2 separate regions of the Homo sapiens genome follow, and region 2 is linked to region 1. The links are chromatin loops, found by intact Hi-C in ENCODE. Cell type or tissue: left ventricle myocardium inferior. All regions are shown on one strand. Links, peaks and the distances in the headings refer to the core of each region. The heading gives the core; the rest is flanking DNA. Region 1 has its middle 23 kb from the start of SLITRK6. Region 2 holds the start of LOC105370290 (a long non-coding RNA gene).

Region 1 (15,644 bases), core at 6,339-8,838:
CATCCATGTACCTGCAAAGGACATGAACTCATCCTTTTTTATGGCTGCATAGTATTCCATGGTGTATATGTGACACATTTTCTTTATCCAGTCTATCATTGATGAGCATTTGGGTGGGTTCCAAGTCTTTGCTATTGTAAATAGTGCTGCAGTAAACATATGTGTGCATGTGTCTTTATAGTAGAATGATTTACAGTTCTTTGGGTATATATCCAGTAATGAGATTGCTCTTTCAAATGGTATTTCTGGTTCTATATCCTTGAGGAATTGTTAAATTATTATATATTCCTTTTATAGAGATAATATCCTTTCTATTCCTCCATTACTCAAACTGCCTTTGTTTAAACTGTTCCTTTTGCCTGAAATTTATATTATTTGTTGCATATCTTACCTGTCGAAGTGTCATCTGTACTTATAGATCAATTTCAAATCTAGCATCTACCAGGAACAATGATTGATTCTTATGTAACTCCAAAAGTTAAATTAAATGGTAGAAACCTCAGCTGTAGGACCTGCTAAGTGGAAAACAGTTTCACATAATAAAGCTTAGTGAAAACATACCTTACATTATACAGCAGTATAAAATGAATCAGAAAATGAGGTGACATAATTTAACAAGAGCTAAATTTAATTATCCTGCATAGAATAATGTTGGATTGAAATGGAAGATATAGCAATCATCGAATGCTATGAACCCCAAAGAAATCCACAGTTTCTCCTAATTTCAATACAATTAAATTCAATCTTATACTTTCATTCGAAGTTATTAAATAACAGTCTTCCAAGATTATACCTACTTTGTATCAATGTTGTCTTATTCCCCACATTTTATTTCTTTAATCTCATTTAAAAAATATTATATAATTGAGATGGCCTGTGTTCTGATGACATTAACATTTTAAAATAAATAATCAGTTCTTATAATAAAATCAAAAACACGAAAAGGACATTTTATATTACAAGTAAGATTAGGATGATTATCATGTACCAGACAAAATTTAATTGCATGTTTAATGTTATAAATTATGTCATGTATTTTACTCTAGAACACAAAGTATTACAAAGTATGTGTATATCAACATTATTTTATATAATTTAGTTGTATATGATTTATAATTGAAGATTTATATATTTTTATGCATTCACTATTTCTTGAATTCTAAAAATAGTAATCATATCAAGAATATTAATAAATGTATATTGACCATCTTTAATGGAAAATTACTTTGGTAAACACTACATATATATATAGAGAGAGAGAGAGAGAGAGAGAGAGTCTTTACAACAACCCTTTAAATGATATATTATTATGATCCTTACTTTACAGGTAAAAAGAGTGAAAATTAGAAAAGAAAAATAACTTGCTGAGGGCCACACAACTAGTAAATAACAGAACAGAGGCATCCATTCAGGTCTGGCTGAGTGTAAAAGATCATGCTTTACTGCCCTAGTCAGTTTTAATGAAACATAAAATGCATTAGTTTTGAGTTACTTGACATTTAAAAGTTAGACGTTAAGTAAAATATCAAGTGATATATTAGCATAATGTAAATCCATTAATTTTCAAATTTAAAAACACTATTGGTTGTGGGTTGTTAAACATATCTCAAGAGAAAAATATCTTCATAAAATATGTGTAAGAAAGGTGTTTTTTTTCAAGAAAAGCAAGTTCAAAATCAAATGTCTAACTGGCTATAAATCATTCTGCAAAAGATGTGCATGGTAAAATTGTAATTTATAGTTCAATATCTCCCTCTGCTGTTGGCAAATACTAGTGAAAATCATTTAAGCATGTGCCTATATAAATGATATAATACTTTCATTCTTTTAAAACACTAAACCTCATTAAAATGTTTATAATCTTTTTCTCTGTCTTTGGAAATTGTGAATCCTAGATTATATTTAAGAAAACATTTTATTATTTTGAAATGTATACAAAACTGTTAAAAGTTAATTTATGGTGAATAATTTATATAATAAATTTACCCTTCCAAAATCAGTCTATTTCATAAAGCTGTTTCAGGTCAATACATGGCCTATTAATTGTCACTGGAATGCTAACACTTTTTTCTATTATATGATTGAAAATTATTTAAAAATTACTTTAAATTTCATAGGTTTTCAGGATAGGATAAACTATGACTAAATATATCTTTTTTCAATATCTTTATTAGTAAATTTACAGCTCTAAATTTAGTATTGAATACTATTTCATAATAACAAATAATACAAACCACAAATACAAAAAGTCACATCATAAATGATTTAAATAAAACATTATATTAGCAACATTTTGTTCCCAAGGTAAAAGCAGAGCATAGACACTCAAAGGAATATATCATTATTTTGTATTTGCAAAGAATCTTTTGTGTTTTTAATAAGGTATTTACTAAAATTATATTTATTGTAGTAACATTATGTAGGTATCAATTAATCTTCTCTACGGTTTATGATAATTAAGAGAAAATAGAAACTTAATGAATAAAATATTTGGAAAATTATGTGTTTTTAATCACAGGAAACAAAGAAAATTAAGGTTAAATTAATATGTGGAAATCCAGGAAAAGTCATAAAGTGCTTTGCAATCCAGTAAAGTTAATTTAGCAATGGAATTAACTTATTATTTATATGAATATCAAGTTTAATGATTTACACAATGAAAGCTTAAACTTTTATTGTTGGCTCCCCGTTTTTATTTCTACTTTTTTTAAACCTCATATGGATTGCAATGAATTTTTATAATTCAGTTTATCTTAGCTTCATACAATAAAAATGAATCTCTGGCTTGCACATACTCCAATGCGGTTGTTTCTGGCCACTAATCTCTTGTGTGACTTTGCTCCAAGCAGTAATTAGAGTCATGCCTCTTTACATTTGTGGTGCTCACAGCTTCTAGGGCTGTTAAGTTATTCTAGTTATGGAGACAGAGAAAACGAGAGAGAGAGACTGAAGAATTGACAAACCGTTCTAGGGCTAGACCTAGAAGTGATGTATGTCATGTCCACTTCATTATATTGGAGCTCTGAATTAACTGGATATTGGTACAAACTAGAAGTTACCACTAGTATCATTTCTTCATTGTATTTGTCTCTGTCTGCAATTTGTTTTGAAATTACAGTGGTGTTAGTATTTTATATTTTTCTTAATTTATGAGCAAGATGTAGGTTTTCTTTTGATAAAATGTGAAATGTTCCCATTTCACCTAAAACTGAAAAAGAATATGATTAAATAGAAGCCCCTTCCAGAAAAGAAAAGCTTATGGAAAGCCTCACCTTTGATGTGAAGAAGTAAGAGAAAGAGGAAGAAAAGGATAAAACAAATATGTTAGAAAGATCACAGACTTCTGCTCCCTTCTCAACCCATTTCTTAAACTTGAAGAGGATGATAGTAAATTCCAAATAAGTCCAAATAAAGTAATAATACAGAAAGTACCAGAAACACTGTTCTCCTGATGTGATCTGGTAGAGGTCATAAGTCTTCAAGAGAACTCTTTCATGTAACTATGTCCCACATGTGTTCCACATGAAGTGGACGCCTAAATAAATATTTGTCCGTGCATGTTGCTTGTGGCTTTCAAGAGATACTGAGGTTGTCAGGTGCCCTTTTGAGTTGATTAATACATGTTTGAAGATAAGTTTCAATTGTCAGTGCCAAAGTTTACATTCTTGCACATGTGTTTTTGTTATTTGAAAAAAACAACTTCCTGTTTTAGTTGTCCTTAAATGTAGCTAGACACATGCACTTTTCTCGTCTCAAGAGATATTTTCATCAAATTGTCAGCTAATATTTGTGATGGTAATAAATTTAGTATTATAAATTCATTGGAGAATATAAGCATTCTTATAGCCTTTCTTCCCACACTGGGATATGGCATGTGTTTCTATTTATTCATGTCATTGAAAAATTATTCTTCTTCTCTTTTTGAGACAAAGTCTTGCTCTGTCACCAGGCTGGAGTGCAGTGGCATGATCTCAGCTCACTGGGCAACATCCGTTTCCTGGGTTCAAGTGATTCTCCCGCCTCTGCCTCCCAAGTAGCTGGGATTACAGGCATGTGCCTCCATGCCTGGCTAATTTTTATATTTTAGTAGAGACAGAGTTTCACCATGTTGGCCAAGATGGTCTCGATCTCCTGACCTCATGATCCGCCCGCCTCAGCCTCCCAAAGTGCTGGGATTACAGGCATGAGCCACTGTGCCCGGCCCATTAAAACTTTATAATTACATTCATAGATAATCACATATATTCTAGTTTTTTTAAACATAATTTTTGTAATCATAGAAGGCATTTGGTTTTTAACAGTTTTCTGTTTAATTTAGTGCACTCTTTTTGTGGCTCTTGTTTTTGAAACATTTTTCAGTTTCTTTCTGTATCTTTAATTTCAAAATGTTCCTTTGTATAAAAATAAGCTCAAACTGGAGTTGCTTTGTAGATCATTTTAATCATGTACAAGGTTGCACAAAACATGTAATCATATTCCTTTGGGGTTAAACATGCACTAAAGTATACTATTATAATTGTATCAAAATTAGTTAATTATTTAATTTTATGAGTAACTTCTGACCAACTAAATGTTGACTAACTTTCTCATTTATAACCTTTAACATGTCTAGAAATCATTATCAAAGCAACAAAATGGTTGGATAAATGTCAACTGTTTTTATATGTCCTTTAAAAGGCATCTGTGTAACAGACATGCATTATTTGCAGTAATCACAAAGATCAAAGAGATACTTAGTACTCTGCCCCACGCATATGCAAAACAGTCAATTTAGTTTATATAATGAAAAACAGGTTGCCAAAAATATAACACTTGTCCATCTGTTCCTTCACTTTATGTGGAGCTTTATCCCAAAACCTCACGTAGATAAATCTGAGTAATTCTAAGTAATGCTGTCCTAGAGGCTTATTTCTTCACTTGAATGAATTTGCCCATAAGGCAACAATATTTAAAGCCTTCTCTGTTTAAAAAACATGTACTTCTTGGTAAGCTAAGTGATCTATAATTGAACATTATCTTTGATCTATGTTGCTATTGCAAATAGGAATGACAAATAAACCTAAATAAATATCTTATTTAAGAATTAGTAACACAACAAAAATTTGTAGTTTTGTTTCAAAGTCAGTTTGAAAATCATTCATTGTGAAACGACTCACTGCTGCCCCACCATTAAATGACTACACACACACCTACACACACACACACACTCCTGCCTATATATCTATCCATCTCTATCCCTTTACCTTTGGCATCATTTTGAATTTTGATTTTTGGTTTTTTGAAAGCCAGATTTTGATATTCACTACTCTTCTCCTTTCATAGTTTATTTAAATGACAATCATAAATTCATTCATCACTTTATTAAATAATCTGAGAACTTAATCATTGTCAGAACACTGGATGCTGTATACAGTCAACAAGAAAAAAGAATCCAGAACTTCTAGATTGTACTGTAATCAGAATAGCAATAGGAAAGATATGTACATATATAATATAGTTGGTTAATAACAATTATGAATGATGATAATCTTTTTTTTTTGTAATATGGGGACCTAACTGAATTTGAAAATTTAAGCAAGACTCCAAATAGAAGTGACATTTATGCTGAAGCTTCCAGAAAAATTAGTCATAAAAGGGCTCATTGATTGTGTGTGTGTTTGCAGGAGAGAGAGTGTTTGTTGAAAAAAGAGACAATATATGTGGGATTCTGGCAGTTTCAGTCCTCATTAGTCAACATTTGGGTGGGAAACTATGAGCTGTACACATTGAAGATTAAAGATTTTCATATACTCTGCTTCCTCTGAACAGCAAGGCCAAATGTGTAACTGCGGATGCCTCTTTATTTTTTTCCCCAGAGCTAAAATAAATAAAAACACACATAATGTATCATGCCATGAAATGTGCATGGTAAACTTTGAAAAATAAATATAAGTGAAAGGAATTTTAATGATGGAAGGGCTTTCTGCTCCCAATTCAACTCTTAAGAAGCCATGAAATAAGGCATAAGTATGGATCTTATAAATCTTATAAACTAATACAAAATTCTGACAATGCCTGGGCAAACAAAGCTTCCATAATATGATATATGTCCAGGTGAAGACAGCTTGTAATAGAAAATATCTGGGTATAGCAGACTAAGTTAAGCAAAAGTTTTTAAATGGCGCTCTTGCTTCATTCCATTTTTACTTAGGAGAACTATTCTGTTTTGTTTTGTTTTGTTTTGTTTTGTTTGAGACAGAGTCTTGCTCTGTGGCTCAGGCTGGAGTACAGTAGGCATGATCTCAGCTCACTGCAACATCCACCTCCTGGGTTCAAGGGATTCTCCTATCTCAGCCTCCTGAGCAGCTGAGATTACCGGTGTGTGCCACCATGCCTGGCTAAATTTTGCATTTTTAATAGAGACAGGGTTTTGCCATGTTGGCCAGGCTGGTCCCGAACTCCTGATCTCAGGTGAACTGCCCGCTTTGGCCTCCCAAAGTGCTGGGATTACAGGCGTGAGCCACCATGCCCATCCAGGACACCTATTTCGTACCCATTTTTCCGCAATAGAGAAATTAGCAGCTATAGCCAAGGGTGAGAGGTGTGTGTGAAGGACACAATTCAATAGAGAAGCCATGAAGAGCTACAGAGCTGATGAAAGTACAGGTTGCCTGGCCAGCTGCTATCAGCCCCTTCATATTTTCTGCTTGATTCTTTCAGATGATAGAGAATATTCTCTTTCCAGAATAATCAACTGGTAGATTGGCCATGCATGAGGATTATTGATATGGATCACACAACATGGTTGTGTGGCTACTTCAGGTGCTATCACTTAACAATTCCTAACAGGTCACTTCTAGTCTTATGCCTGCAGGAAGGTTTTGGGGAAAAACAAACAAACAAGCAAACAAAAAAACTTCCTATAATGGGTCCGGACCTGCCATTTCCCTCTCGGCATACATCTTGTTCATGACCAACAATTGGTCATCCTTTGCCCAAAAAATTTACAGGAGTTAGTCATTCTTCACAAAGTCTAGTTCCCTAGACTAGACTATCATCAGATACCTAGCCTACAGTCTTTAATTTGTAGCTTTCCTGGTTTGGGTCTAGCCTAAGTGCATCACTCAGAATCAAGAGGCACAGGTTAAGTTCTGAGTGGTCTCCTGGAAGCCCTTCTCACTATAAATGAGAATAAATAACATATTTGTCATCTCCATGTAGATTTAAGAAAATGCCACCAAATCCTAAAATTTTCCAAAGAGATCATCTCTTCTTTCCCAATAACCCCAAACTTATTTATACTCTGAAGGCTTATGGTGACTCTGCCTCTCTAAACAGGTTTATACATATCTTCCTACAAGTCTTGCATACATTAATTACCATCTCATTTTGGATATGGAGATACTTAACCAAATACTGATATATCTTGGTCTTCTGATGCCTCAATCCAAAGCAGTTAGAACAATTTCCATTTTAACAGAGTCTTACAATATTAAACTGAAATGAGAATATGATATCACCTAAGGACTTTCACTCAATTTCCTGCACTTGAGCTCCAATAAAGAAATATCAATTTAATTTGATTTTCATGTTTTTGTAAATATTCTTTTGTAATATCCATTGTGCCATTTAACTCCTGGAAATGGGGTGAAGAAAATTCTACGTCAAAAACAGGGAAGATATAACACATGGGAAAAAAGAGTGGACCAAAAAGATTGACAACCAAAAAAAAAAAAATCTGGAAAGGAAGTAGATGCCTAGACAAATGTGCCCTGACTTGCTTCTGTGTCCCCAGGTCATGTAGAAGAATGTACTAAGGAGACTGAATGGAATTCTAAGGGCAAGGGTGTTTTTCTACCATCTCTATTTTGAACTCTGGAAGAAGCCCCTTTCTCATAGTTTTTCCTGTTCAAAAATGTGTGGAGCATTGTGTCTGGAATGTTGACTCAGTGGTGACAGGAGAGGCAGATATTTTGATAAATCTAATATGCCATCCTCCTCTTCACTGGAGAACTTGAATGATCTTGGATGTGAGAGGAGAGCTGGTAGGCTGGTATCAGGACAAAGAAGTCAGGGTATAAAAGAAATTTGTATTACTGCAGCAGCAGATTCCTGCATGGTGTTCCCTATTAGGCCAAATAGAATCTGTATATCTCATTAAAAGCCAGTCTGGAAATAGAATAGATGAGATAATCCGTAGCAAAGACTAATGGGAATCTGAGATTCCATTGACTGGAAAGTTTAACATGTGGTTCTTGGTGTGCCCCTCTCGACCCACACACACAAACACTCACCAACATAGGGACACCCAAAGGGGAGGAAGACTCAAGGAAGAGGAATTAAGTTATAAATTACTTATTGTTTGCCTAACTGAAGTGTAATGGTCGAATGGTTGAATTGTAACCTGTCACATTAGACCAGAATAATAAAACATTTGACAGACTATCATTCAGATTATTAAAATAATTTATCTAATTTATCATAAATATCCTAAAGAAAATATCTTTATTATTTCTGAATGATTAAAATGACCACGTTAGATAATATGAGAGAAAGTGAATAAAAGATGATTATTTTATTTGCCTGAACACCAAATTGAAAGCCAATAATTAGTTATAATTGTAATGTTCATAGCGCACATTGACTTTCCACAGTACTTGCGTCGGAGACATTTGGACAAGAGCAAATCCATCTTGAACAGGTGCTCGGTAAAATGAGGCTGAGACCTACTGGGCTGTATTCCTAGGAGGATGGGCATTCTTAGTCAACAGGATATTCACAGTTAAGGAAATAGGTTAATAATGTTTACTGAACAGACCCGGGACTTAATAGAGCCAGGGAATGTCCTGATGATACCTTAAGAGCAAAATATTCTTAGTCTAAGAATAAGCTTTGCTTTAAAGATGATAATATAGATTCTTGCAGAAGACAGAATCAGAAGACTCTGCTGATAAAACAGGATGCAGTAAAGAAGCCAGACAAAATGTGCCAAAATTAGAAGGGCAATGAAAGTGACCTCTGGTCGTCCTTACTGCTCATTATACTCTGATTATAATACATTAACATGCTAAAACACGCTCTCACCAGCGCCATGATAGTTCACAAACGCCATTGCAATGTCCCGGAGTTACCCTATATGGTCTGAAAAGAGGGGGAACCATCAGTTCTGAGAAATCTGCATCCCTTTCCTGGAAAACTCATGAATAATCCACCCCTTGATTAGCATATAATCAATAAATAACCATATGTATATTCAGTCAAGCAGCCTATGCTGCTACTCTGCCTATGAAGTAGCCACCGTTTTATTATTGTATTTTCTTAATAAACTTGCTTTTACTTTCTTCTGTGGCCTCGTCCCCATTTATTTCTTGCATGGGATCTAAGAATTCTCTCTTGGGGTCCGAATCAGGACCCCTTTCTGGTAACACGTGCATTCTTTGATAGTAAGTGCCAAAACTCCAGCTTTGTAGAGATGTGATATAATTAAAAGGAATACAGAATTATCTAACATTGAAACTTTAAGTTACCTTGAGTTAATATTTTGTATAATATATGACAGATGTTGAGTATTTCTGTGTTTCATTTGAAAATATAAAATGTCTTATTGCACCCCTAAAAGTTCACTGTGGTACGCTCAACACACATTTTGGGAACCACAGATACAGGATATATTCAGAGTAAGAAGTAGAATTAAGTAATGTTGATGGAATGGGTTTACTAAATGTATTTAATTTATGTAATGAAAATTCAACTGAAATTTACAAATTGAGGTGAAGCTACCTGATTTTAAAATAGTAATGATGAAACATTTTTGGTCAATTCTGACTACTTAAATAAAGGTTATTTTACTTATTTCTTTTTAGTAAAAATGAGACAAATGATCTGTATAATAAAGTTTACTTTAATAATTTAGCAGAGCACTTCATTCTAATGTGAGTAACACAGTGTAAGTCCAATTTAGGAAAATGTCAAACATTAATAATCACTCTTTTAATATGAAAATTATAAACTCACATATATCTGTTTTAAAACATTTGAGGCCAAGCTGTCAAAAAGTCAATATTGTATTTTTAAAAGTCCCAGAACATCCTTATTATTTTCTGCTTACCATTTACTTCATCTATCACAAATGTGAATGCATTAATAAGGGTACAAATTGCACACTTACCCAAAATAGCACATAATGACAAGTATGCTAGATTGTCAGAAAATATGGCCACCAACAAATCTTTCCATCCTTACACACCATCAAGAGGTAGAATTAATGTCCCTATGCTTTGAATCTGAACTAGACTTTAAATGCATTTTCATCATTGGAATTTTGGAAGTTAGTTACAGACTTAGGTTTTAAGAAGCTTGCAGCTTTCACATTTGTTCCACAGGGCTTGGATACTATATAAGCCTTTTCATTCTCCTGCTAGAGACCAAGGCCTAACAAGCTGAGATGTTAGACATATAAGCACAACTGCCTTGAATCTTCCAAGGACAGGAGAGTTTTTGCTAGATTCAGCTGCATGAACAATTCCAGCCAGCAGCATATGTAACAGAATTGCCTAGGTCAGCCCAAACAATCCACAGAACCATGAGCAATAATAAACATTTTTTTGAAAAATCTCCCTCTTTTAGGATTATTTGTTATGGGCAACACTCAAAGAAAACAAAGTGATACAAAAAATGGGGGTAATTTCATATTATTTTAAAGAAATGATTGACATCCATGTGTCTCTAATGTATATACATGTCTAGACATTAACAACGGATGTCTTCCAGACTATCTTTTCAAGACTGTTCTGACAAACGGATAGCCTTGGAAGATAGAGATGACTCATTGACCTGGAACAGATTTGCTTACATTCTAGGACAGTAAAAATAGAAATATCTCCTTCCCTGTAGCAGATTTGAATGACATTCCAAGGTAATAAAGATAATGTCTTTTCACTGAATGGGAGGATAGGCAAGTTGGCCAAGAGAGCGCAAAGAAGATTGGGCCTTCCATCATGGGTGTTTTATAACAATTCACACTGTGTGTGCAGGAAATACCTGGTCCTCATTTCATTACCCTGCATGAATTTTGTTTCGGGAAAGGGCAAAATATTTAATCCTGAGTACCGCTCTAGCTATGAGTAGTAAACTGCGTTGTTTGTGACCCAGGAGCTTCATAGTTTCTGCTAATATCTGTACGACTATCACAGTCTAATTCATTAGCAAAAAAACAACATATATTCTCAGATGCTTCCTAGTACCTGACAGTGACTTTCTCCCTAGTGGTACTGTTTCAAAGAGTTAGAGAGTGAGAAAACCCCTGCTACTCATACTAATTGTGTGGATTTTTATGTACCTGTAATTAAGTAATGATTGATGTGGCAATTTAGGGTAATCAAGAGGAAATATAAACTGACCTATCAACAAAGTGTTCATTTTACATAGAATGAAAATAATTACATTAGCTACTGTGAAATTATACTAACTAGTTTTATGGAGTTATGAAAAAGATTGACTAGGGTCAAGAGATCTTTTAGAGGTCAGCGCTAAATGTGTAAGTTTGTAGGTAGAGTTTTACATAAAGGAATTTAGAATCTTTTGGTTATATCTGTTGAAGCATGACAGTTGGAGAATATTTTCAGTTTTGTTTCATGGTAGAGCAAACTTTATGCCCAAGTCAGGATGTATACTGTAACTGATGAGAAAAAGTGATGAAGACAATCGAGTCGTTACGGCACACGGAATGAACCCAAACTCATGTTGCCTTTAGGTTTAATTTTGTGTGTTGGGGGGTGGGGTGTTAATTGTTGATCTGTGGATAGAGAGATTATAAGCAAATTGTCAAGAAGCTGTCTTCAAGGAGAGCTCGATGATACAAAGTTTTGGGTGGGAAGTTCACAGGTTATACTGATTTGTTTGCTTGTTAATATGTGACAAAGTCTGGATCAAAAGGGAGAAATGTCCATTTTTAAACAGGATACTGAACTCCTCTGGGGCTTAAACAGCAAAGACATAGGCAGCCTCTGGCAATAATGAGATAATCTCAACGTAATAGAGAGGACATTGGCAATCAGAAGCTACAAAAGGAGAGGAAAAGGAGATTGTTTGAGTAACATTAATTGACTGTTTTATAAGCATCAGTGAAACACTAGAAAGTAACAGGTACTTGGAGGATGCAGTGGCTTGGGATATGAATAAGACAAAGTGGGTAACTTGTCTTAATTCACATATTAGTTAAGTTTAAGAATATTTAAATTCCAGTATGTATTGTTAGATTTTAGAAGTTTTTAGTCATTGCTCTTTCTTTTGTTAGTTGGTATATATCACTAATATGAAACTTGCAGATACTGGGATGAAATCCTTTTTAGTCAAAGCCAGGAGAAAAAAAGGGGAGGGTTCATGCTTGTATGCTGGAGACAAAGACTGTCTCAAGGACTTTCTAAACTAACCCCAGATTGAAAGAACACCTACCCAATAATGGCATCTCCACCAATGAACTGGTACTAACTCTGTCACTGACTCTGTGAAACCAATGAACTCTGTTTCCAAGCAGTTTATGTGAACTTCACTTTTTGCCAATGAAAGTTTCCCTTTACTCTCCCCTCTTCAGATGCGTTTGTGGCGTGACATAGCTGTGCATCTTATGTTTTAATTCTCACTTCTAAATCCCAGATAAATTCCACATATTTGGAAGAATTTCTGATTTTTTGACTGACACTAAGAATGCCAAAATAAAGATACTTGCTTCACCCATCTAATTTTCAATATCACATATTTCTAACCAATTGAAATGCTTTTCCTGCAAGCGTATATTAATTTGGAGAGAAGGATACATATATTGAAAAGTCTTATTTTTAGAATTAATAAAATACAGAAAAATTTTATAGGCATGTGTTCTTAGTTTGATGTTTTATATTATGTGAAATTTAACATATGTGAAACTATTTCTAAAGGAAATTAGAAGGTTTTACTCAATTGTGGTTAAGTAATATGTACTGATGAATAAATCATTTTATTTAAAATAATTGAAGACATCTAGTTTTAAAATGTCATTCACCAAGCAAATAGTTTTAGTGAGATTTGGAGGTAATCTAAGCTTAATATGCATACCAAGTGATAGGTTCTTTGAAAGTACTACACAAATAAACAATAGGTTATTTTTATTTTAAATACAAAAATATTCTAAACTTGGTGAGCATAACTGGATTTCCTTACATTCTGTGACTTTATTAGTGCAGATTTTATATTTCTGTCTATTTTTTGTCATGAATAATGTGTCTTAAATATTTCAGTAAGTTGCATTTGCTATATGTTATTTTTATAGGGTTAATAAAATAAACTGTATAAACACATAAGTATTTGTAAATTTATAAATATTGATAGAAATTAAATATGTATTGTTCAAATGAGTTTAATTTTTTCTTAATGTCATAATATTGCAAGTGCTGCCATCTGCTGGATAAGAGCTATCATAGACATGGCAAAGCAAGGCAATATATGGTTCTATGTTCGATAAAAGAGAATGCCTTATAAAACTTCCAAGTTACCCCTAGTGTCTATAAAATCAGGGAATAGACCATTAAGAGATTGGCTAATATTTTTTAAATGTTTCATATATTTGGTTTTTAAATTATATCAATTCATTGATAGTTATTGATTGTGAAACCAATATCACTTCCTTGCAACCTTCAATAAATTGCACTGTGTCTTCTAAAGCGTTACAGCAGGCTCAGTTTTGGACATCAACAGATCAAGGAGTAGATGTTTTATGCATATGCCTGATACCACCAATTTTGCTTGGTTCACAGTCTGCAGGCAATTGAAAATATTATTTTGATTTCATGTTCTCAATTGAAAATACTATTTTAAATTTGTGTTCTCAGTTGAAAAATATTGTTTATCTACATATTCAAATTCATGTAAACATATACATACATACTGCATATATATGTATGTGTGTATTATATATATACATATACTCTTATATATGTGTGTATATGTATGTACACATACCCTCTACAAATTTGATATATGTATGTATCTATCATATAAAAATATAGGTTGCTAATGATTTATGTATGTATGTGATTATTCTCAAATTTTAAAGTCATTATAAAATTTTAAAAATATCCAAATATGAGGCATTTTTCTACTTTGATATTTTAAAATATCATATATATGAAATGATACTTTTACAAAGATTGTAATTAAAAGCTCTACAATAAGCCAGGCACAGCATGATCTCACTTATTGGTGGAATCTAACAAAGTTGGACTCATAGAAATGGAGAGTCGAACAGTGGTTACCAGGAGCTGGGGCAGTGAGGCTGGGGAGATGTTGGTCAAAGGATAGAAAATTTCTTTTAGATAGGAGGAATAAATTCAAGAAATCTATTTTACAACAAGATGACTATAGTTAGTAACAATGAATTGTATTCTTGAAAATTGCTAAGAGAGTAGATTTCAAGTCTTACCAAAAAAATGATAAAGAGGTGAGGTAACGCATGTGCTATTTAGCTCAACTTATCCATTCCACATAGTTCAAAACTTATTGTACATGACAAATATATGTAATTTTTATTTATCAACTGAAAAAAATACATCAGCAACCATAACAAAACAAAAAAAACCCACTTCTCCACCAGACGGCAATGTTGAGAATCTTAAAAAGAGATTTAAAAATATATTTAAATGGTTATGACAGAAATTAGAAAGTAAATGAAGTTATTTAATAATAACTAGCAAAAATAATAAATTAGTATACATTTTTCTTTAGTTATTAAAAAATCAGTGTGACAATTTTTAATTCTAGGAGTTTTAGCCAATAGGTTTTCATTAAGCGCAGACTATAAATCCTATAGCTAAAAGTTGAATAGAGGATTTATTTAATAATGATGCACTTTCTGATGTTTACATATTACACTGAAACCACCTATAAGAAACAGTAGAAACTGAATAGCAACTAAAAGAAAGAAGAAAACTCACCTCTTAAAATTACTAAAATATAGGAAAATAAAACATAATATAAAAGCCACACCAGATCTATAATAAATCATCCAAAAAGGAATTTTAAAATATTGGTATGGAGAGCAATACTGTAATATCATGTAGAAGCAAATGACATAATTTCTTAGTAGATAGCTGGGACTCAGAAAAACTGTGTAAAATAATTTGGGCCATTGAAACTAGAAAGTCAATGCAAAATTGTGAATTGCATGAATAATACAATATTCTATAGACATAAGCACTTCGGAAAACAAAAATCAATATTATTTGTTTATCTACTGAGAAATCTTAGCATTTAATGTAACAGTGGCAAAGTTATATAAAATAAATGTTAGAAGAAATTAACTGCCAATAAATTTCCGAGGGAATTTAAAATTATGCAGAGGTGACATGGAAGTCTTCATGGTCCATATAAGCCTAAAGAATATGTAGAAAATTGGTCGGGTGAAGTGGCTCACGCCTGTAATCCCAGCACTTTGGGAGGCCAAGGCGGGTGGATCACGACGTCAGGAGATTGAGACCATCCTGGCCAACATGTGAAACCCCATCTCTACTAAAAATACAAAAATTAGCTGGATGTGGTGGCATGCCCCTGTAATCCCAGCCACTCAGGAGCCTGAGGCAGGAGAATCACTTGAACCCGGGAGGTGGAGGTTGCAGTGAGCCCAGATTGCACCA
Region 2 (15,644 bases), core at 8,199-10,698, 920 kb before region 1:
AACAAAATTGATACCATTGAATTGAACATCATCATCAATCTACTGCATACACTTGATATTTATAGAATACTTCATCCACCAACAGGAGAATACACATTTTTCTCAAGATGTCATGAAACATTCAGTAAAATAGACCACATTCTGGGCAATAAAACACACCTCGGCTGGGCGCGGTGGCTCACGCCTGTAATCCCAGCACTTTGGGAGGCAGAGGCGGGCGGATCATGAGGTCAGGAGATCGAGACCATCCTGGCTAACACAGTGAAACCCCGCCTCTACTAAAAAATACAAAAAATTAGCCGGGCGTGGTGGCGGGCGCCTGTAGTCCCAGCTACTCGGGACGCTGAGGCAGGAGAATGGCGTGAACCCGGGAGGCGGAGCTTGCAGTGAGCCGAGATCGCGCCACTGCACTCCAGCCTGGGCAACAGAGCAAGACTCCGTCTCAAAAAAAAAAAAAAAAAAAAAAAAAAAAACCACACCTCAACAAATTATTTTTAAAAAGTAATGTCAAAGTATATTTTTAGACCAAAATAGAATTAAAGGTGAGATCAATAATTAAAAGATACTTGGAAAATTCCAAATATATGGAAATTAAATAACACATTTCTAAATAACATCTAGGTCTCAGGATAAGTCTGAAAAAAATTTATAAATATTTTGAACTCCATAAAAAGAAAATAAACTTACTGCAATTTGTATGATGCAGCAAAATAATTCCTAGAGGGTAAGTTGTAGCAGAAAATGTATACGTTACAAAAGAAGAAATATTTAAAATCAGTATTCTAGTATCACAAATTATGACACTAAAAAAATTGTAAATCCCAAATAAGTAGAATAGTAAAAATTCGAGAATTAATAAAATTCGAAACAGAAAATCAGTGAAAAGTATGCTATTAGACAACATCAATAAAACTGATAAGCCTCCAACCAACTAACCAACAAAAAAGAAAGGAGACACAAATTACAAGTAACAGAAATATTACTACTGATTTCATGGATATTAAAATGATAGGGAATATTGTGAATGAAACTATGTCTATAACTTTGATAACCTAGATAAAATGGACCAATTTTTTGAAAACACAATTAGAAATAAAACTAGAAGAAATAAACAATCTGCATAGGCCTTTATCTATTAAATAAATTGAATAAACAATTAACTTTTAAAACAGAAAGCATCAGACCTGGTGATTATGTGTCTGGAATTGGTGGGCTCTTGGTCTCACTGACTTCAAGAATGAAGCCATGGACCCTTGTGATGAGTGCTACAGTTCTCAAAGATGGTGAGTCCGGAGTTTGTTCCTTCTTGCTTCTGGTGGGTTCACGGTCTGGCTGACTTCAGGAGTGAAGCTGCAGACCTTTGCGGCGTTACAAGTCATAAAGGCGGCGCCGATGGAAAGAGTGAGCAGCATTAAGATTTATTGCGAAGAGTGAAAGAACAAACCTTCCACTGCCTGGACGTGACCCCACTGCATTGCCATTGCTTGCTGGGGCGGCCTGCTTTTATTCCCTTATCTGGCCCCACCCACATCCTGCTGATTGGTCCATTTTACAGAGAGCTGATTGGTCCGTTTTACAGAGCTGATTGATCCATTTTGACAGAGTGCTGATTAGTGCATTTAGAAACCTTTAGCTAGACACAGAGTGCTGATTGGTGCGTTTACAGTCCTTTAGCTAGACACAAAAGTTCTCCACGTCCCCATCAGATTAGCTAGACATAGAGTGCTGATTGGTGTGTTTACAATCCTTTAGCTAGGCACAGAGTGCTGACTGGTGCATTTACAATCCTTTAGCTAGACACAAAAGTTCCCCGTCCCAGAAGCCCAGCTGGCTTCACCTCTCACTGGCACTGGCTGCAGGACTTTGTGGCACCTAGCCCGCGCACTTCGGCAGCCCAGATGGAGCTCATCTCAGACAACCAAGCGGAAAAGAGGGGAAGCCAGAAAGAGATGGAGACCCAACATTGTGGCCAATGAACCCGCGAAGAGGGAATGGCGTCCACGCATGGGACCCAGCCTCTGATCAAGCCCAGCAGGTGCCGGCTGGCCACACAGAGTGCGGGGCCCACCGAGCCAGCGCCCACCCTGAACCCGCACCGGCCGGCGAGCGCAGCATGCAGCCCAGACTCCGGCCTGTGCCTCTCCCTCCACACCTCCCTGCCAGCAGAGGGAGCCAGCTCTGGCCTCGGCCAGCCCCAGGGAGGGGCCCCCACAGCCAGCCCCAGAGATGGTCCCCCACAGCGCAGCTGCGGGCTGAAGGGCTCCTTGAGCGTGGCCAGAGCGGACGCAGAGGACGAGGAGGCGCCCAGAGCAAGCAAGGGCTGCTAGCACGTTGTCACCTCTCAATTAGCGGGGGCTACCCCAAGGTCCACAAGCCTACCTGGTGAGGGAGTCATGAGTAAAAGTAAGGTTATATTCTAGTTATTTAGAAAATATTTCTTTCATTCTTTAAATTTTTTATCTGCTTTTTTATATTGCTAAAGCACTACTAATAAAATACTAATTCGGTTGTACTCAAACTTTTTTTCTACTAAAAATAATCTAGGTGAATGGTAAATTAAAAAAAATTGGGAAATAAACGGCCTGGCGCAGTGGCTCACGCCAGTAATCCCAGCACTTTGGGAGGCTGAGGCAGGCAAATCACAAGGTCAGGAGATTGAGACCATCCTGGCCAACAGGGTGAAACTCTGTCTCTACTAAAAATACAAAAATTGCCCGGGCGTGGTGGCTCAGGCCTGTAATCCCAGCACTTTGGGAGGCCGAGGCAGGTGGATCACGAGGTCAGGAGATCGAGACCATCCTGGCTAACATGGTGAGACCCCACCTCTACTAAAAATACAGAAAAATTAGCCAGGCATCGTGACAGGCACCTGTGGTCCCAGCTACTTCGGAGCCTGAGGCAGGAGAATGGCATGAACCCGTGAGCGGAGCTTGCAGTGACCCGATCTCGGCTCACTGCAAGCTCCGCCTCACGGGTTCATGCCATTCTCCTGCCTCAGCGATTCTCCTGCCTCAGCCTCCCCCAGTAGCAAGTGCTGGGATTACAGGCATGAGTCACCATGCCCAGCCCATGAGGGCCTTTAAAAGATGTGAGGTTGTAAGGATCCCTTCTGTAATGAGCAACGTTTACAGATCAGAGATGTTTTACTTCTTTTTTTTGAGATGGAGTTTCGCTCTTGTTGCCCAGACTGGAGTGCAATGGCGTGATCTCAGCTCACTGCAACCTCCATGTTCAAGCAGTTCTCCTCCCTCAGCCTCCCGAGTAGCTGGGATTACAGGCATGCGCCATTACGCCCGGCTAATTTTGTATTTTTAGTAGAGACTGGGCTTCTCCTTCTTGGACAGGCTGGTCTCGAACTCCCGACCTCAGGTGATCCGCCCCCCTCGGCCTCCCAAAGTTCTGGGATTACAGGCGTGAGCCACCGCGCCCGGCCCCATTTTGATAATCTTTTATTAGGAAAAAAATATCATGAACATTACCTGAGTTTTCTTATTTAATGCAGCATACATCACTGCTATTCCATTAAAACAGACAATTTTCTCACATTTTCCAGCAGGTGGCAGCACAGACTCGCTATTTGAACCAAGTTTACGCTTCTAAATAGGCAAAAAGAAATGGTAAAAAGACATGAATACAGAATATTTAGAAACATTTTGGGGCACTATAAAACATCTTTATAAAAATGTTAATAGTGGCAAAAATCATGTTTTCATTATTGTAAATCATATTTGTGTAGGAAAAGTAAAATTCAAGATCATGGTGAGTTACCCTTTGAATTAGAACTTTTCTTAGAATCATCTCAGGCACATTTAATGAAGCTTTCTTTGAGAGACTATTAGTGTTTAATAAATCTAAAATAGAATAAAAGTTGCTTTGAAAATCTGCCTTAATTAGTGATACATATCTTTTTTATTGTACATAATCCTAATACTACGTTGGATATTTAATTAAAGAATAAAACAACATTAGAACTCTTGCTTTAACATGAATTCTACTCAGTAGAATTGCCATATGCAAGAGAAAATATCTGCATTACCCAAACTAGCTTTTCTCCTCTGTTCTCTAACATCGCCGTCCAACTGATTGTATCAAGTGGTAAACTCGATTTTTTCAAGCTGTCCGTCTCCCTCTTCCCCATTCCATGTATCAGCTCTTGTCATGTCTTACTAATCTCTTACCACTTACATTTTATGGGATCTGTCTAATCTTTTCTATTTCCCTGCCACTTCTCTGATCTGAGCCACCATATTATTTAGATAACCTCTTTGTCTCACAAAACATCCACCAGCCTCAGTATTTTACTATTACTGTGCATTGGAGTGAGAAAAATTTCTGTAGCAAAAATTATGTTATATCCTTGCCTTTCTAAATCTATGGAAGGCTTTGTCAGTGCTCCTTAGATAGAGTTAACCTCCTTTACTCAACAAGTTAAGATAATTTGTTAGGTGCTGGAGTATAAATAATGAATAAAGAAGAAATTGGCCTCAACTACTGAGTGTAAGTATTTCAGGGAAAATTAATGAAAAATACATATAAAATTAATATTAATATAAAAATTAATATTGTAGTTTGACTGTGTTAAAGAAGTTCAGCATGTTAAGGGAGCATAAAATAAAAGAAAGTGGTCCAAAAATTCTCTCTGAGCAATGCTATTTATGTTAAGGATTCCAAGAGGGAGGAATGAAACAATCGAGGAGGGAGAGAAAAATGAATGGGCAAGTAGAATGGGTGGAGACCATGACACTGTGTATGAGCTGTATCCTCCTATGCAGCTTGAGTGACATGCTGAAGAAGTACTCGCTTATATTTGAACTTTGTTGTCATCGAAGAATTGATTCATGGGAAATTCCCTGATCAGATTTGTAATTTAGGAACTCAAATTGCATGAGAGGAATGATTTGTGGCTGGGAGTGAGGGGAGTGAAACACAAAACAAGGAAAGGATCTATCTACTTAAGAACATAGTTTTTAAGGCCTTTAGTGGAGTTGTGGAAACAGTGCTGAGGAATGAAAAAAGTGTAAGAATGATAAAGTATTTCAACAGAAGAAATTACATTGCAGAAAGGACTCTGTAATGAGTCTTAAGATTGTAACCTGTGTAGGCCGGGTGCAGTGGCTCACGCCTGTAATCCCAGCACTTTGGGAGCCCGAGACGGGTGGATCACGAGGTCAGGATATCGAGACCATCCTGGCTAACAAGGTGAAACCCCGTCACTACCAAAAAAAAAATACAAAAAATGAGCCGAGCGTGGTGGCGGGCGCCTGTAGTCCCAGCTACTCGGGAGGCTGAGGTGGGAGAATGGCGGGAACCCGGGAGGCGGAACTTGCAGTGAGCCGAGATGGCGCCACTGCATTCCAGCCTGGGAGACAGAGCGAGACTCCGTCTCAAAGAAAATAAAAAAATAAATTAATTAAAAGAAGATTGTAACCTGTGTAATGTATAGAACTGAAATGTCATTACTAAACTAGTAAATATAGAAGAACCAACAAGATGATTGATTAATACAAGCTAATTTTGTATATTTTGAAGTTGAGCATCCTGTGAGACTGCCAGTTGTCTATCACAAACAGAATTTCGATAAAAGTTTGAACCTCAAGATGGAGTGATAGTTCAGTATCTAGGGCTTAGTGGAGGCTGGAGCTAACCACAAGGAGCTGAGGTACCAGTGCTGTGGTGAAACGGGAAAAGTTCCCTTATCCCCCTCGCAGGGCGTGAGATGGGGGTGTAGCTCATGGGGGTGTACCTCACTTCTTCGGTGCCCCGTTGTTCAAGCCTCTAAGGGAAGCATGCAGACGGGCCGGCTGTGAGGCTCTGATCCCATAGCAGCGTCTAGAGGTGAATGTTTACAGCTCCTGAACCCCCAGTGGGCATGTGTTACAGGGTGCTCTTTTAGGTTAGCTGTCTGGAGGCGGCTTGTGTTAGCTCAGTTAGATCCCTGCCTTATCACAAGGACAGAGGGCTTTCTGTATCCTGGGGTTTCTTGCCTTGATGTACCAGAAGAATAGGATCACCCGTGGGCTTGGAGAATGAGTGCAGGGTTTTACTGAGTAGAAGTAGCGCTCAGCAGATGCGGGAGCCTGAAGGGAGATAGAGTGGAAAGGTGGTTTTCTTCTGTATTTGGGCTGCTCAGCGGCTGGGCTCTCCTCTGACTGCCCCGGCCGAACTCTACATCTTCCCACTGGTCCATGGCCTGCCAGCCTGCTGGTCCCTATTGATGTGCCCTTACGCCAGCGTGTTCCTCTTGATGTTCAGCCACTTGTGTGTACCCACTAGGGTGTTGGGGTTTTTATAGGCACAGGATGGGGGCGTGGCGGGCCAGGGTGGTCTTAGGAAATGTAACATTTGTGCAAGAAAACAACTGTCTGTTTTCACCTAGGTCCATGGGCACAGGTACTGGAGTGGAGCCCTAGCCAGGCACCCGCCCTTCTCTACCCAACACTTCCCTACCCCTCTCCCGTATCAATGGAAGTAAAGATAGTGTGCTTCAAACTCTCTTTTCAAGACATCTGGCTGCGAAAAGATTAAAAATATAGAACAGAAACAGTGGAGAAAATGCCTGTGTTTTGTTTCATATCTTGAGTTTCGTTTCATATCTTAGGATGGGAGGAGCATAAATCTTAAATACTGAGGTCAAAGAGCCAGCGAAAAGTAGTGGCTAAAGAATCATCACGAGTACATATTCAATGATACAACATCCCACAGGTGTGGGAGGCACGCAGGTGATAGAGAACACAGGAAATGTGATGTTGAGTGCGAGAGCAGCCGCCAGCCTCTTCCATATGGACATGAGGGGAGGATGGGTGAGAAGGTGAAGATTTTTGTAGGTGAAAAACAAGTTCACTTTGGTTTCCCACTTTTAAAATAGAAAATGAGACAATCAGCTGAGAACAAACAAGATGATTGTAGTTTGGGGCACGTTAGTAAACAAATGAAACTTTATAAGTCTACTTCAGGGAAAGAAAAAGAACTGAGTAGAAGCACGAAGAAGGACTAAATGCAAGAAACAAATCATATTTCAATTCTAGATTATAGAACATTAAAGTCAGCTTTCAATGCCGTGAGAGACAGTGAGGTCATATAGTGGATAATGGGTGTTAAATATTTCAGAGGTGGTATATTTTGGGGTCACCACCTCACATAAAAAGACTGGTAAGTTTACAAAAATATGTCCTACTACTCCTTTACAAAGGGTAACAAAAAGCACAAAACACAACAAACTAATATCAGAGATTTTTAATAGGAAATTTACAGTAAAATTAGAGTATGAAGAATATGTTTGAACAATGTGTTAAACAATATACGTTTAAAGCAGGATGGATATATAAGAATGGCACAGATATAAATATTGTTTAGGAACTTATAAGAACATTGATGTTATTAAGAGGAAAACTTGTGCACCTCACAATAAACTTCAAAATCCTACTGATCAAGATAAAAATAAAGAGAGATGGAAGTGATAGATTTCTCACTCAAATGCTGTGCAATTGCCTAAGAACCTTTTCCTTTTCTTTCTCAGTCTACCTCTTCAGTGATAGATTGCTCTACAGCAATCTCTTTTTTCCTCATCTCAATCAACCTTCCATTTTTCTCCTTTGAGTACTTTGGGCCCCAACATTTTCCCTCTTTGGTCAATTTGACCTTCTTTCTGATTTCATATTTCTTTCTCTTTTTTTTTTTTTCTAACTTGTTACATTTATGTGTAACTACTCTGTACTCAGCCTGGTGTTAAATCAACTTTTTAAGGTGTATTATATTAAAGAGCAATATTATAATGATTTAAATACTATTGATTGTTTTGCCTGACTTTATTCTGGAACTCAAGAAACATAAACAAATATATTTTTTTAAAAAATCATTTTTGTCTCAAAAGACAAAACTGTGGACTACAGCAGAGAAAATAATTTAATTTTGCTACACTAGTAAAATTCATTTCTTTTTATTGAAGATAAGTTTTGTAAAATCAGCAGACAAAAAAATCATCTGGTTTATGAGGTAAATGATGGTTTTCTTTATTTATAAAACACATATTTCTTTAAAATGCTTCTCCATTTTTATTTTTTCACATACTGAACTAGTCTGTTCTCATGCTGCTAATAAAAAGATACCTGAGGCTAGGTAGTTTATAAAGGAAAGAGGTTTATTTGACTTACAGTTCCACATGGCTGGGGAGGCCTCACAATCATGGCAGAAGGTGAATGAGGAAAAAAGTCACATCTTACATGGTGGCAGGCAAGAGAGCCAGTGCAGGGGAACTCCCTTTTATAAAACCATCAAATCTCGTGAGACTTATTTGCTATTGTGACAACAGCACAGGACAAACCCGCCCCCATGATTTATTACCTCTTCCCAGGTCCCTCCCACAACATGTGGGGATTATAGAAGCTACAATTCAAGATGAGATTTGGGTGGGGACACAGTCAAACTATATTGCATACTAAAGAAGAAACTATGTATATCCTTTAAGTTGCCAATATATTGACATACCTGTTTGTTTATTGACTTGTCACTGTTCACATATTCAAGATGCTTGGAAATAACACTCCTTTAACCATCTGAGGTATTTACAAGTTTGGCTTAATAAAAAGATCACACAGCAGAGTAAAGAGGAAGGGAACATGTACAATGGCATTCATCAGAAGAATTGTAGATTTCATATTCCCTTTCTTGGTAGCATGAGGTATTAGCTATAGAAACAAAATTCTGTGTGGAAAATCACCCATAGAAATATAAGGAACATACAATAATGTTTTAGCTCTTGAGCCAGACTGAGGTCAGTTGACCTAAATTTTGTGATAATGTGCATCTCTACTGGTATGAATTGGGCTCATATTTGTTTGTGTCTAGCTATGGTTCATTTATCTAGCTTGAGCTCAGCTGTGGGTGGCTCTGCTTCAAGGGTCCCTAATCCACACCTCATTCCCATGAACTTACTAGGAATGTTCTCACTCTCACGGCAATTTCAGAGGAACTTATGCACAGGTGAAAACACGTAGGGACCCTTGAAGTATATGTTTAGAACTGGCCCATCATCACTTTTGCTTCATCCTGTTGGCCAAAGGATATTGCATGGCTGAGGCTAATGTGGAGAAACAGAAAACTGCACACTGTTCACGTTTGAAGGGCCCTTAAGGTTATGGCAAAAGGTGTAATCCAGGGAGAAGTGCAGATGGTTGCCAATAACATAATCTACTTAACCACCTGAACAAGTAATAGTTTTAGAAACAGAAAGTCAATATTTGGAATGCCCGTTGTTTATTCCTCACTACCTAATTAACCTTCAGACTGTGGTACATTGCTTAGATTTCTCTCTTGTAATAAAAATTCCATTACCTCTGTGAAAGTTATCCTGAGAGAAAGAAATAAAAACAATTTATATAAGATGATTGTACGTGAATTTTCATTCACTTAAGTTTCTCTGCAGTTGAATTTCCTTCCTACTTTTGGAGAATCACTGAACTGTAAAGCAGAGACTGCTTCATATTATTTTAAACTGTGAAAACTACTGATATTTATCTTTTAGGCCCTTTAATACACAGTAAAATCCTTGATATAGGCTTCACCAATCAAACACACCTACCATAGACTTGAATTAAAATTTAATCATGTGAGAAGTCAAGGATGACAAGGCGACAGTGGCAGCTGCAGCCAGTTCCTGTAGCTGCAGTTGTAGCAGTTTGAGTGACAGTATGAATGTCCTGTTTGTGAAGTCATCAGTGATGTAATCTGTAGTGTTTGTTACTAGTAAATACAAGGAGAAGAAAAATAATTTAAGCCCAAGAGAACCCCAAAATGTAGCTCACCCTGGCAATGTCTGGCCCATTTTCCCTAGACCTTTCATATTCTCTGGGTGATTTTCAACAGTATCTACATCCCTGAAGCTGAAAACTCCTTTCCCTTGGATTTTGGAAAGATCAGTTTCCTACATAGTTTTGGCAGCAGGCAGGATATGCAGGGAAATATAGCACCCAGTAGCAGCCCTCACCAATGATGCTTAGGAGTTAGGGTATAAAAACCACAGATACTTGACCCCATGAATGGGGCTGATAGAAGTGTGCGTTTGCATCCTTTCAGTGTTTCCCCAGTGGATTAAGCCTTAATAGCACTTTAGGGTAGCTGTCTTAATACTACAGTCATTAATAGGTGTTTATTCTATTATCAATTCCCTACTTCCTTAATCATTTCATTTTCCAAATCAACTACTTTTACTTGAATTCTAGAGGCTGGGTCTGCTTCTTAGAGAGTATACATTAAGGTGCTAGGTTTATATTTCTGATGGTAAGTGAAATGGTACAGCTTTAAAAAACACAACCACCTTACACAGTCAGAGGCAATAAAAATTCAGATTCCTTAAGAGTGAAGAAACTACAATGAGATTATCAGCTGACACCTGTTGGAATGTCTATTATCAAAAAGACAAAAGATAAGTGTTGACAAGGATGTGGATAAAAAAAAAATGCTTGTGTACTGTTGGTGGGAAAGTAAGTTAGTACATCCATTATGGAAATAGTAGAGAGGTTTCTCAAGAAATTAAAAATAGAAATACCATATGATTCAGCAAACCTATTTCTGGTTATTCAGACAAAGGAATTAAAATCAGTGCCTCAGAGAGATATTTATATCCCCATGCTAATTGCCCCACAATTGACAATAGCCAAGATATGGAAACAACCTAAATGTCTGTTGACAAATGGATTAAAAAAATCGTGCTATACAAGATATGTAACAAAATAATATTTAGCCTTAACAAAGAAGGAAATCCTGCCTTTTGTGACGACATAGATAAATCTGGAGGCAATTATGTGAGACGAAATAAGCCAGACACACAGAAAGATAAATACTGTGTGATCTCACATACATGTGGAATCTACAGTAGTCAAACTCATAGCAGCATAGAGTAAAATGGTGGTTTTCAGTGGCTCGGGGTAGGGAGAGATTGGAGATGTTTGTCACAGGGTACACAATTTCAGTTATGCAAGATGAATGAGTTCTGGAGATCTAATATATATCAATGTGGTTTTAACTAACATTATTGTATACTGTGAGCCTAAAATTTGCTAAGCAAGTAAATCTTAAGAGTTCTCATCAAAAAGTAATCATGTGAAGAGATAGATATATGAGTTTCAATATGGTGATTATTTTACAATACATACATATATCAAAACATCACTTGTACATCTTTAATATATACAATATATATTTGTTAATTATATATCAATAAAGCTGATAAAAATTCATGAAGATATATAGATAGATACATTACTTCACAGGGCAAAAACTTAACAACTGAGTTGTTGGCTGTGGTACAGGACTTGTGGTGTGATTAGCAAACCAAGGCAGTAATAAAAAACAACTACGATCTATTGACAATTAAAAAATGAAGACTTATGGGCATTAACTCATATTTCCTTTCTTGCTCTGTCATATGCATAGCTATATTAGGCAAATACTTTCCCTCTTCTGTACACTTCATTTTCTTTTTTCTTCAATAAAGGGTGTATGTTGTTGATAATATCAAGATAACATTTTAACAAAAGCAAGATTTTAATGGGCATGATTGGATGATTATGGTCTTACATTGGTTTCGGTAATTCATAGTAATTTGCTTTAACCCTTTCGATTGGAAGATTAACATGTATTTGATTGTACAAGAAATAATTGCATTATGTTAGAAAAAATGTATGATTTTAGAAGTATAAAGAAAAGAACAAATAATTATACTAATATTGCACAGCCAAAGTTGATGATGTTGAAACCATCTTACTATTATTTTTTTGCTTCTTATTAAATTAATGTGACTTGCATTTTTTCCACTATAACAAAATGCCTACTTCTAACAACAGAGTTTGAAATTTTTGGATTCTTGCTTCCCAAGTCTCTCTTGCTGTTAGTGTGTGTGCTTGGAAACTAGAATCCACCAATCTCATGCACCTGTCCCAGACATTGAATTAGAACCAAAAAAAATAAACGTCCACGGCCGTTATTTATGGTGGGGAATCAGTAGGATCCATCTCCAGTTCATAGAATAACAGTGGCAAGAGTAACCCTAGAAGAATTGTGGGTCAAGAGCAGTGTGAAGGCAATCCACCGTGTCTATGCCTGTTGGTAGGAGCAGCGAATCTTCACTCAACAGTCCTGTACTTGACTGTGATCACCTTTATTGGCTAGGAAGTGTCCAAGCCCAGTTCTCTAGCCCTCCTCAAGATCTTGGGAGCTACTCAACAAACTTTTAAGCTACATGATTACTCATAACATATATATGACAAAATTATATTATCTTAATAAACTGAAGTGGTATATACATGATCAGGCTCAAGGATATCCTGAAGGCACAAGTAAATTACATGAGGAAGTGGTTCAAATGCCCATGGTTTCCACTCCTGCCATGCTGCCTTCTCTCCCCCAGTCTGCACCTATGGCCTCATGGGGAGTTCCTTATGATCAGTTGACAGAGGAAAAGAAGACTAGGGCCTTGTTCACAGATGGTTCTGCACAATATGCTGGCACCACCTGAAAGTGGACAGCTGCAGCACTACAGCCCCTTTCTAGAAAATCCCTGAAGGACAGCGGGGAAGGAAAATCTTCCCAGTGGGCAGAACTTCAAGCAGTGCACTGGTTGTAGAGTTTGCATGGAAGGAGAAATGGCCAGATCTGTGATTATACACTGATGCATGGGCCTTAGCCAGTGGTTTGGCTGGATGGTCAGGGACTTGAAAGAAGTATGTTTGAAATTTGGTGTCAAAGAAATTTGGGGAAGAGGTATTTGGATGGACCTCTCCAAGTGGTCAAAAACTGTGAAGATATTTGTATTCCATGTGAGTGCTGAGGTCACCAAACAGTGACATCAGCAGAAGATAATTTTAATAATCAGGTGGACAGGATGACCCATTCTGTGGACACTACTAGCCACTTTTGCCAGCCACCTCTATGATCTCTCAATGGGCCCATGAACAAAGTGGCCCTGGTGGCAAGGATGGAGGTTACACATGGGCTCAGCAACATGGACTTCCACTAGCCAAGGCTGACCTGGTTATGGCCACTGCTGAGTGCCCAATTTGCCAGCAGCAGATACCAACACTGAGCCCTCAGTATGACACCATTCCTTGGGGTGAACAGCCAGCTAGTTGGTGGCAGGTTGATTGTAACTGGATGTCTTCTATCATGGAAAGGAGAGAGATTTGTCCTATTGGAATAGACTTACTCTGGATATGGGTTTGCCTGTGCTGCACACAATCCTTCTGCCAAGACTATCATCCCTGGACTCAAGGAATGCCTTATCCACCATCATGGTATTCCATACAGCATTGCTTCTGACCAAAGCACTCAATTTACAGCTAAAGAAGTGTGGTAGTGGGCTCATGCTTCTGGAATTCACTGGTCTTGCCATGTTCCCATTCATCCTAAAGTAGCTCTATTGGTAGAACGGTAGAGTGTCCTTTTGAAGTCACAATTACTATGCCAACTAGGTAACAATACTTTGCAGGGCTGGGGCAAAGTTCTCCAGAAGGCCGTGTATGCTCTGAATCAGCATCCAATATATGGTACTGTTTCTCCCACAGCCAGGATTCACGGGTCCAGGAATCAAGGGGTGGAAGTGGAAGTGGCACTACTCACCATCATCCCCAGTGATCCACTAGCAAAATTTTTGCTTTCTCTTCTCATGACATTATGTTCTGCTGGCCTAGAGGTCTTAGTTCCAGAGGGAGAAATGCTGCCACCAGGAGACACAGCAACGATTCTATTAAACTAGAAGTGAAGATTGCCACCTGGCCACTTTGGGCTGCTCCTACCTTTAAGTCAACAGGCTAAGAAAGGAGTTACAGTGTCGGCTGGGGTGATTGACCCGGACTATCAAGATGAAATCAGTCTACCACTCCACAATGGAGGCAAGGAAGAGTATGCATGGAATACAGGAGATCCATTAGGGTATCTCTTAGTATTACCATGCCCTATGATTGAGATCAATGGGAAACTACAACAGCTCAATCCAGGCAGGGCTACAAATGGCCCAGACCCTTCAGGAATGAAGTTTTGGGTCACTCCACCAGGAAAAAACCATGACCTGCTGAGGTGCTTGCTGAAGGCAAAGAGAATACAGAATGGGTAGTAGAAGGTGGTCATCAATAACAGCTACGACCATGTAACCAGCTGCAAAAATGAGGACTATAATTATTGTGAGCATTTCCTCCTTCTTTTGTTAAAAACATGTTTTGCATGTATACACTTGTACTAAGAAAACAGCTTCATTCTATTTCCCTTTTCCTTTATCATGTGACGTAAGATTTATTGACTTCCTATCAGCATTTCAGTGTTAACTTTATGGAATAGAATTTGGTTTGGGGGTTGGTGTGTTTCCAGTTGTATGAATGGTAGTTGCATTATGTTAGGCATAATTATGACCTTATTATTGTCTTTATTTGAAGATTATGTATGATCTCAGGAGATGTGTATGGGTTCAAGTTGACAAGGGGTGGACTTGTAATAGTTAATACTGAGTGTCAACTTGATTGGATTGAAGGATGCAAAATTTTGATCCTGGGTATGTCTGTGAGGGTGTTGCCAAAGGAGATTAACATTTGAGTCAGTGGACTGGGAAAGGCAGACCCACCCTTAATCTGGGTGGGCAGCATCTAATCAGCTGCCAGCACAAAAACAGGCAGAAGAACATGGAGAGATTAGACTGGCTTAGTATCCCAGCCTACGTCTTTCTCCCATGCTGGATCCTTTCTGCCCTCCAACATCAGACTTCAAGCTCTTCAGCTTTGGGAATCAGACTGGCTTCCTTGCTCCTCAGCTTGCAGATGGAATATTGTGGGACTTTGTGATCGTGTGAGTTTCATACTCCTTAATGAACTCCCCTTTATATATACATATCTATATATACACATATATATGTATATGTATATGTATATATAGAGAGAGAGTGAACACAAGAGAGAGAGAGAGAGAGAGAGAGAGAGAGAGAGAGAGAGAGAGATCCTATTAGTTCTATCCCTGTAGAGAACCCTAATACACCCTGTCTCTACTAAAAAAAAAGTACAAAAGTTAGCCAGATGTGGTGGCACATGCTTGTAATCCCAGCTATGGTGGCATATTCTTGTAATTCCAGCTACCAGGGAGGCTGAGGCAGGAGAATTGCTTAAACCCAGGAGGTGAAGGTTTCAGTGAGATGGCACCAGTGTACTCCAACCTGTGTGACAAGAGTGAGGATCTGTCAAAAAAAAAATTAGATAATCTATTAGTGCTATAAATAGCAAAACCACTAATGGGGATGAATATGTCTGTATGTCTGTGTGCGCTCACTCACACACATACATATTATTATTTTCTGAGTCAAATTGCAAACAGAATTAGAAATAATACAAGGTTAAATTCCACAATCAGAGAACAAAAAACAAAGTGAAAGTAAAATAAAGAATAAAAATCCAATTCAAGAAAAAAATTGTCACAGATAGGTTTCACTAGTCAAACAGTAGTTAACTTTACAATAAAAATTTAGCATAAACATCATTTTTATTCTCCTGGTATTTATTTCATAACCATTAATTTCTAGAATTATTTTATTTTACTCTTTTAATTTGGTAGATTAAATGGTTTATATATGTGAAAAAGTCTCTTTGCTGCCACCTCGCTAAATGATTTACCAC

What was found. Peaks named below come from ENCODE experiments on the same cell type or tissue, not always from the same donor. Only the 100,000 strongest peaks of a DNase experiment are listed, where the experiment ranks them.
Region 2: it touches region 1 in a loop (5-fold over the local background); 29 of 110 quality-filtered maps call a loop at or near these places.

What each region holds. Positions count from the first base shown.
Region 1 is chr13:85,814,864-85,830,507 of GRCh38, forward strand. No RefSeq gene overlaps it. Among named protein-coding and RNA genes, the nearest start is that of SLITRK6, 23 kb to the left of the region's middle. In left ventricle myocardium inferior, for the core only: no CTCF peak of the experiment used is centred there; no DNase peak of the experiment used is centred there.
Region 2 is chr13:84,892,769-84,908,412 of GRCh38, forward strand. It overlaps LOC105370290 (a long non-coding RNA gene), which reads right to left and starts at 9,663. Exons shown (of 8, transcript XR_007063929.1): 1 at 9,578-9,663; 2 at 3,480-3,596. In left ventricle myocardium inferior, for the core only: no CTCF peak of the experiment used is centred there; no DNase peak of the experiment used is centred there.